2 separate regions of the Homo sapiens genome follow, and region 1 is linked to region 2. Evidence: chromatin loops called from intact Hi-C (ENCODE). Cell type or tissue: CD14-positive monocyte. All regions are shown on one strand. Links, peaks and the distances in the headings refer to the core of each region. The heading gives the core; the rest is flanking DNA.

What was found. A loop is a pair of places that touch in the nucleus more often than their neighbours do. Peaks named below come from ENCODE experiments on the same cell type or tissue, not always from the same donor. Only the 100,000 strongest peaks of a DNase experiment are listed, where the experiment ranks them.
Region 1: a loop joins it to region 2, with 1.8 times the contacts of the local background. A loop is called at or near these places in 2 of 110 quality-filtered maps.

What each region holds. Positions count from the first base shown.
Region 1 is chr1:234,745,727-234,750,125 of GRCh38, forward strand. It overlaps LOC105373210 (a long non-coding RNA gene), which reads right to left and starts at 3,028. Exons shown (of 3, transcript XR_949292.3): 1 at 2,367-3,028; 2 at 1,138-1,824; 3 at 1-665. In CD14-positive monocyte, for the core only: no CTCF peak of the experiment used is centred there; a DNase peak (open chromatin) is centred at 2,495.
Region 2 is chr1:234,689,959-234,694,357 of GRCh38, forward strand. No RefSeq gene overlaps it. Among named protein-coding and RNA genes, the nearest start is that of LINC01132, 32 kb to the right of the region's middle. In CD14-positive monocyte, for the core only: CTCF peaks have their summits at 1,763 and 1,962; no DNase peak of the experiment used is centred there.

The DNA.
Region 1 (4,399 bases), core at 130-4,129, 56 kb after region 2:
CAGTGAAACTTACCAATATAAAAGAAAAGGATACAGGCAAATTCTTGACAGCATCTCCTCTGTACTCACACATCCTCTCCCACTATCTATTATATTTTCATGTAAAAACGTGTGTGGGTGAGGGAAGGATTCTGGGAGGCTTCGTCCTGGAGCTCCAGCGGCTTATCAATCACCATTAATCTTGGAGGCTCACAGCCCCCATGCCCATTTGCTGAAGAGGAGTGAGTCATCCTGACTCGAACAGCAATGCTGACAGTTAATTGAATTCCAGAGCCAACGTTTCTTCCTACCTACAGCAATTCTTCACAGCTCAGAGCTCAAGATTGCTCTGAGCAAGACCGCTGTGTTTACGAGGCAGAGAGAAAGAGAGAGAGAGGGTGCCTTTTTCAAGTGATGGAAAGGCCATGTTGACGTGTAAGATTTCGTTTTTCTTTGACTTTCAGGCTTAAAACTTATGCAAACTTGGTCCAGAACAAAATGGACCAAACAATTATGGTTGAAGATTGCTATTAGTGTCTTTCCATGGGGGCAAGGGGCACTGACAGAGAAGCCTCTTTCCACTCCAAATGTAGCAGGTGTAATCTGCAAGCTGCCGGGCCCTCTTTTAATAATCCTTTATCTTCCCAGGGATGACCAAGGGCAGTCATTATTTGCTGACTGGTCCGCTGTTGAAAAGGGAGGAAAAATTAACGCATGTGTAGAAAATTTTAATGAGGAAAGATTTATTTCTAGAGTCCTTTCACAACATGTGTATATTTCAAGAGGAGAGTGACTACGCAAAGTGACAAAGACAACAATTTATATTTGGAACAGCTAGTATTGGGTGATGGGCTGATTGGTTTGATGGAAGCCAGGTTGTCACGGACTGAAAAGGAAGCAGGTGGTAGATAAATGGAGGGAGCAGTGGATGATTCATTCAAGTCATTTAACACACTGTCTTGGGAATCATGTGCGCACAAAAGCAAACAAACTTTTTGGGAGATTCCAAATTAGGCAGTTGGGTCTTGGAAAGAGGCCCCCCATGTGGGAAGCTCGAGCCCCCTCCAGAAGGCTCTTCAGAAGCTGTGTTAGAACAGTGTGTTTCTCATGGTCGGTCCCTGACTCATTATCCCTGGTTCCTGGTTATACAGGATTTACCTGAAGCAAAATGACCACAAAGGCGAACTCCTCCAGGCCATCTCCTCTTGAAGTCCTCTTTGTTCACAGCAAGGCCCCAGGTCACAGTGCACAGCCTGCCTGGGCCTGTCTGTCCAGGATCCAGCCCAGGCTGAGAAGCCCTGCAGCAGGCAGAAAAAGGAAGCCTGAGGTTTGAGGAGAGCGCGGGGAGGGTGGAATGGAGCCAGAGGCCGTGGTGCCTTGGAGGCCCAGAGCCATGAGTCCCGCACCCTCATGGAAGCAACGGAGGGATCCCTCCCGGTTCTCAGTGCAGACAACTTCCTTTCCGACTGTGGCCCTGAGGATCAGAGAAGAACACCTGTCTACAATGGCAGAAAGCTTAGGGATTTACCTCTTCAACTACCTCTTGTTACAGAAGAAAAATCTGACTCACATGTGATCACAGCAAAACAATCTGAATGAGACCCCTCTTCTGATTTATTCTAAGCCCCCTCTCAGACTGCCCCTAGGCCAACAGGGAGTTGGGGATGGGGAGTGAAAGAGTTTTAGACAAACTGATTGGTTCGGCAACACAGTCTTCCGGCAGAATTCTTACTCCTTAGTCTTCAATAACAGGTTGTAGAAATTCATTCAAGTATGTAGGTTTGAGTCCTGGCTAATAGCTACCCTTGGAAAAGTTCTTAACTCCTTGAGTCTTGGCTTCTTCCCCTGAAAAATCAAGAATAATCATTGTAGTGGTAGTAGTAGTAATAATAATAATAATAATATCTGACTTATTGAACTTTCAGGATTACTGTGAAGATCTAATGACAAAATGAATATAAAATTACTGAAAAAGTATGAAGCCCTCAAAGTATCATGCAGTGTTGACAATAAGTTCATTGCATTTCAATCCCTTAAAACAAACAATTCAATTCTATTTCTATATTTCTATATACTTATAATGATTTTCACACACACTCACACACACACATACACACTTTAGCTCTCTCTGATCTTTATACACCGAGTCTCATGCTTTTACATGCATTTACCATCTGCTGTGCATAAAGCCTCACTCTGCCCAGAGCAGAGTTAACAGAAATTAGGGCTGAATCCTGACTCAGCCTCAGTTATTCACCTGTAACATGCATATAATAATTCATAAACAGTGGAGGTTTTTCCTTGCAGTGGACAGATGCTAAATCATTATAATGGTATCCCCATCCTCACATAAGTTTGATGGGCATGTAATGTGTGTTTGAACTTACCTATGGATTTCCTAGCCTGGCACTCAAGGCCCTCTGTAGTGTGAGCCTCTCTTCCTAGCCTCTAGTGACTCCCGCCGCCTCCCATCTCCACTCACTTCAACCTTAGCGGCCCCGTGCTTCCCACACCAGCGCAATGCTTCTCCTTTCTTCACCCAGCTTCCTCCGCTGGAAGAGGAGGATGTTCCCCTTTCTTTCCCTGCATTTCCAGCTCTTTGCCTCTGTTGGACCCTGTACTGTCAGCCCACAATGACTTCCTTGTGTCCAAATTCTGCCCAGTCTCCTAGGTCTGGGCATTTGCTCCTCCCCTTTGAGATTTTTCCCAGAGCCTCTTAGCAAAGTCACTTTGCTCTCAGTTTTTGTGGCTCCTCGCCTGAATTTCCTCTGCACCACATTTCACTTTCTGCCCCATGATTCAGGTATGCATGGACATGCTTTCTCTCTTCTCTAAAATAAAAACTTGCTGAATGAATGGATAAATGTGTTGTCTTGGAATAATGGATTGATGTTTGTAGCTGCTTCCATAATTAAATTAAAAGCTTTTTAAAGGCAGGGACCACATCTTATCCGAAACTATAATTCAATTAACCAACACGTTGGAGGGCCTAGTCTGAAGTGGCACTGGATAAGGTGCTTCAGGGGTGGATGACAGAGCCTGTGAGACACATCCTTGCCCTTCAAGCGTTCACAAGCTGGTTGGAAAGGCAAGCCCCTCTCCTCTAAAAAAATGCATGGAGAAAACAACCATAAATATCTGTTAATGGGGGAGAGATTAAAAAAGAAAAGATTATTGTATTCATGCAATTTACTACTACTCAGCAATAAAAAGAAACAAACTATTGATAGACTTACTCAGCATTGATGAACCCAATCATTATGTTGAGCAAAAAAAGCCAGACATAAGACTGTATACCAATTGATTCTGTTCATATGGCAAGTCCAGAAGAGGGAAAACAAAACTTTGATGACAGAACTCAGATCACTGGTGGCCTGGGTTGTCTGGGTTGGTGGTGGGAACAGGGAGGGGGGTGATGAAAGCAAACAGGCATGCAGGAACTTTCTGAAGTGATGGAGATGCTTCATCCTGATTCGGATGGTGCTTACACACATGCGTTTGTCATCAAACTGCACACTTCAATTCTGTGCATCTTATTGTATGTAAATTTTATTCCAATTGAGTTGATTAAAAATGAGTAGAGAGGCCAGGCTCAGTGGCTCATGCCTGTAATCTCAGCACTTTGGGAGGTGGAGGTGGACAGATCACCGGAGGTCAGGAGTTCGAGACCAGCCTGGCCAACATGGTGAAACCCTGTCTCCACTAAAAATACAAAAATTAGCTGGGCATGGTAGCACATGTCTATAATCCCAGCTACTTGGGAGGCTGAGGCAGGAGAATCGCTTGAACCCCGGAGGCAGAGGTGGCAGTGAGCCAAGATCATGACACTGCACTCTACCCTGGGTGACAGAGTGACTTCATCTAAAAATAAAAGGAGTAGAGAATTAAGTCGTACATTAAAATGTAAATAACAGTTCAAAACAACCATGATGGAAGAGATATTGCAATTCACGGTTAAAGCAAATTGAGTTATACAGAAAATGGTGTTGAGAGTCACAAGGAGAGACTCATTCCTTTGGACCCTGGAGGTCTTTAAAGGAGGAAAGTGAAGACCTTAAGGATCACAGAGGGAAGGAAGAGTGTCTGCCAGGTGGGTCATCTTATGTTCCCCCTTTTCTTTTCCTTTTTTTTCCCCCTTTTTCTTTTAGAGACAGGGTCTTGCTTTGTCACCCAGGCTGGAGTGCAATGGCTGGATCATAGCTCACTGCAGCCTCAACCTCCTGGGGTCAAGCCATCCTCCCATCTCAGGTTCCACAGCAGCTGGGAGTACAGGTACATGCCACCACACCTGGATAATTTTAAAAATTTTTTTTGTAGAGACAGGGTCTCGCTATGTTGCCCTGGCTGATCTCCAGCTCCTGGCTTCAAGGGATTCTCCTGCCTTAGCCTCCCAAAGCACTGGAATGACAGGTGTGACCCA
Region 2 (4,399 bases), core at 164-4,163:
TATTGATACAGACAACATGTTGAATCTCAAAATAATTATGCTGAGTAAAAGCAGTCAGACACAAAGAGTACATACTAAATAATGCCATTTGTATGAATTTCTCAAAAATTCCAACATAAAGTAAATCAGAGGTCGCCTGGGGATATAGTATGGAGGAGGAGCAGGAGGTTAAAAAAGGCACAAGGACATTTTAGATTACAATAGATATGTTTGCTACATTGATTATGCTTTTGTGACTGTACAGTATCACCAAACTTTACAAAGTGTGCCATTTAAACATATGCAGTTTATTGAATATAAGCTGTTTAAGGATCCTAAAGAGAGAGAGAAAAGAGAATAATGATGGCAATTAATTCAACCTCATCAAATATATAAAAATTTATGGGCTGGGCGCAGTGGCTCATGCCTGTAATCCCAGCACTTTGGGAGGCTGAGGTGGGCAGGTCACGAGGTCAAGAGATCGAGACCATCCTGGCCAATATGGTGAAACCCTGTCTCTACTAAAACTACAAAAATCAGCTGGGCGTGGTGGTGTGCACCTGTAGTCCCAGCTACTTGGGAGGCTGAGGCAGGAGAATTGCTTGAACCCAGGATGCGGAAGTTGCAGTGAGCAGAGATCACACCACTGCACTCTAGCCTGGTGACAGAGCAAGACTCTGTCTCAAAAAAAAAAAAAAGTATATAATGATGAGAAAAACATATTGGTCTCCACTAGAAATCATTACTGGTAACTTTTATCACTATTCTGAAAATTGATATGGAAGAAGGAATGTCAAGTCTTGATAGTGATTTTGTTTGTTTTGTAAGTTACATTTTGAAGAATCCCAGCTAATGTGTATAGAAGGAACCACAGAATTAGAAAATCATTTTGCAAACCTTGATAAATCCGGGCAGTGATTATCCAAAGATACTGAAACCACTAGGTAAAAAGTAGATGGTGACTTCTTTTGTAATGATGGAATAAGGTCAGACACCACCTGGACCCCTTGACCAATCTCAGAATTACTAAAGAGACAACCACACATGATGTGCCTCCCTCCTAAATGTGGTGCAGTAGGAAGTAGACAGAATGACCTATGAAGTATTCTTTCAAAAAAATGGAACCTAAATCTGTATTTCATCATTTGATTTAGGGACATAGAGGAATCAGTTAAGCAACTAAATCTTAGGACACTCGTCTTAACTCACAAGACACTGATGCTGCTATATTAATTTATATTGCTTAGACCTGCTCGGATGTTTTTAAATAAATGGAATATTCATGTATTTTCTTTTGGGGAAAGCTTCTTTGTGCCTTTTCTGGAAACTGGGTATGTATAAAAGTCTCAGGCTTCAGAATGTTACTCAGTGAGTATTAAACCAGGGAACAGAGAGTGGGTGTTCGTGAGAGTATTTGACCTTGGATGCAACAGAGGTTTGTGAATTAATTTTACTTCACTCCAGAGAACTCCATTTGAACGCTGGACTATCCAGAAGAGCCGTACCCTTAAATTATGTTTCGCATTTGTATATACCCTTAAAATATGTATATGTCTATGTATTCTTAACTTACATAAATGTTAGATATTTATTTAGTATATATATTTTTATTGACAACAAGTAAAACAATTTACTGAAGGCCTACTCTGTATCAAGCACTTTTGTAGCTACTAGAGACATGATCATCTTGTGCACGTGTTTTGAATTTATATAAATGACACTCTACTATATATCTCAATCCATGTCTTACTGTCATCAGCCAACAGTATCTTATTCAGATTTCTCCATGCTGAGTGTACATCTGTTTTATTATTCTGACTACTGCATACTATTCATCAAACGCTCATATCAACCCTCCTTGTGGTAGAAACTTATATTGCCTCCAACTCATCACTACCACCAATAATACTGCAATAAACATATCCTTGGGCCTAGTCTGTTATAATCAGAGTTTGTCCAAGTTATATGCCCAGGTATGGGATTGCTAAATACCGCCAGATTGCTCTCTGGAGTGTCTACACTCATTTAGACTTCTAGAAACGTTTCATGGAAGGCTAGTTCCACAATCCTCAACAACAATTCACATTATTCAATTTAGTATTTTTCCTCCAATCTGACAGACACAAGATGCTGTCTCACTGTTGTCTTAATTGCTATTTCTTTGGTGATAAGTATTACCTTATATTTGGATTGCATCTTCATAGCCACTGCCCACTTTTCTGTTCCATCGCCTATATTTTTTTCTTTTTTTTTTTTTTTCTTTTTTGAGACAGAGTCTCACTCTGTCACCCAGGCTGAAGTGCAGTGGCATGATCTCAGCTCACTGCAGCCTCCATCTCTCAAGTTCAAGCGATTCTCCTGCCTCAGCCTCCCACGTAGCTGGGCTTACAGGCACCCACCACGCCCGGCTAATTTTTGTATTTTTAGTAGAGACGGGGTCTCACCATGTTGGCCAGGCTGGTCTCAAACTCCTGACCTCAAATGATCCACCTACCTCAGTCTCCCCAAGTGCTGGGATTACAGACGTGAGCCGCCATGCCCGGCTTATTTTTTTCTTTTAAATATATCAGATCTCCCCCAAGTTAATACGATCAATGCAATTCCAGTTCGAAGCCTAGCAAGAGTCTGCTTTGTGTGTTGGAGATGTTCCATGCATCGCAATTCCCCACCTCAGAGGGGAAGCTCCTGGAGCTCAGGGCTGCTATTGCTCTTGAAGCTCCCACAGCACTCTCCCCAGAGCCTCACTTAGAGCAGGCCTCAGTGAATGCTTATTGATGGGATCTGTGTGAGTCAAGAGGCAGCAGGAAGAGGATGCTGCTGGTAAGCTGGTCCCTTTGAAAATGCAGAATCCAGGCACGGTGGCAGAGCTGGATGGCCAAGAGTAGGGACCTGTAACACCTGAGGCATTGTTGATGGGAACACTTTAGAAAATGTTCTTTCCTGAGGGACCAGGACAAATGCCCTTTGAAATCCTATTTCTAAAAATAAAAATGAAAGGAACAGAAACAACAACAAAAAAAACTATACATTTTTTAGCTAGAAATATTCCACCTAAGAGCTTCTTTTTTCCATAGCACTGAGAGCTCATGCCAAGTGCCGTCCTGAAGCTTCCATGAACTGTAGCCAGTGACTGCCTTAGACAATCTTACATTGAGTCCTGTTCTAGATGCCAAGAATGATAATATCATTCCCTGGAAACAGCAGGCCGCTTGGAGAGTATTGGGAAGAGGCTGTCCTTGCTCAGCACCTGTCACCCAGATTGCGTGCTAACTTCTCTGGAGCTCCATCTTTATTCTACATGTTGATTAGATGCACTCAGCATAATAAATTGCAGAAGGCTTCAAAGTTTCTGTAGCTAAGTACTGCTCAGAGACAGTGACTCTGTCAGTGCTGAATGAAGACACTGGATCTTGCTTAGCTACCATGCCATGCTGAATGTCTTGGACCTGGTTCCTTTTAGCAGAAGGCTGATTAAACCCACATAGTGCTGAGATCATAGGAATGACTGTAAATGGCAATTATCTGCTTGAGGGTATGTCTTGTTTTCTCAGATAGACTGCAAGCTGCCTGAGGACATAAACCACAGATTATTCCTCCGTTTTTCTAGAAGAGAGCTATGCTCATAATTCAGCACTTAATAATTATTTGTTACAATTACTAATGAGTGCATTAATTAGAATGAATAATCAACGCTTGATGTTCAATGATCCCAGAATACATCAGTATGCCTGCTAGCCCAAGAGCCTGTATATAATACCAGAGTTTAGGTAAATAATGTATATAATACCTACCTAAACTCTGGTTTAGGTATTACAAACTCATTGAACATCAAACCTTGATTATTCATTCTAATTAATTCACTCACTAACAACTGTATATTAGTAATTATATATATTATACTGATGTATTTTGGGATGATTGAACCAATAAGGAGCAATAAGATTTTGTTGATATAAAGAGAAAAGCAAGTGGAGGAAGAGAAAAGGAGTTAAAACTGCAAAGGTATGAATGACCCCAAATTAGTATGGACTGGTTGGGTGCACATCCTGCTGGGTTACTCAGTACTCTTGGTTGTCCTCAGTATTGAAGGATTTGGTCAACGTTTCTGCCAAGCCCAATTTCTCTTTCTAGCTTAACTTGCTCTAGGTACAGCCCTGGATAATCAGGCCCTGAAGCCTAGGGTTTATTAGTCTGGGGATGGGTAAGAGATCCAACCAGCTGGCCAGGCGCGGTGGCTCACGCCTGTAATCCCAGCAGTTTGGGAGGCCGAGGCAGGCAGATCATGAGGTCAAGAGATCGAGACCATCCTGGCCACATGGTGAAACCCCATTTCTACTAAAAATACAAAAGTTAGCTGGGCATGGTGGCGTGCGCCTGTAGTCCCAGCTACTTGGGAGGCTGAGACAGGAGAATCACTTGA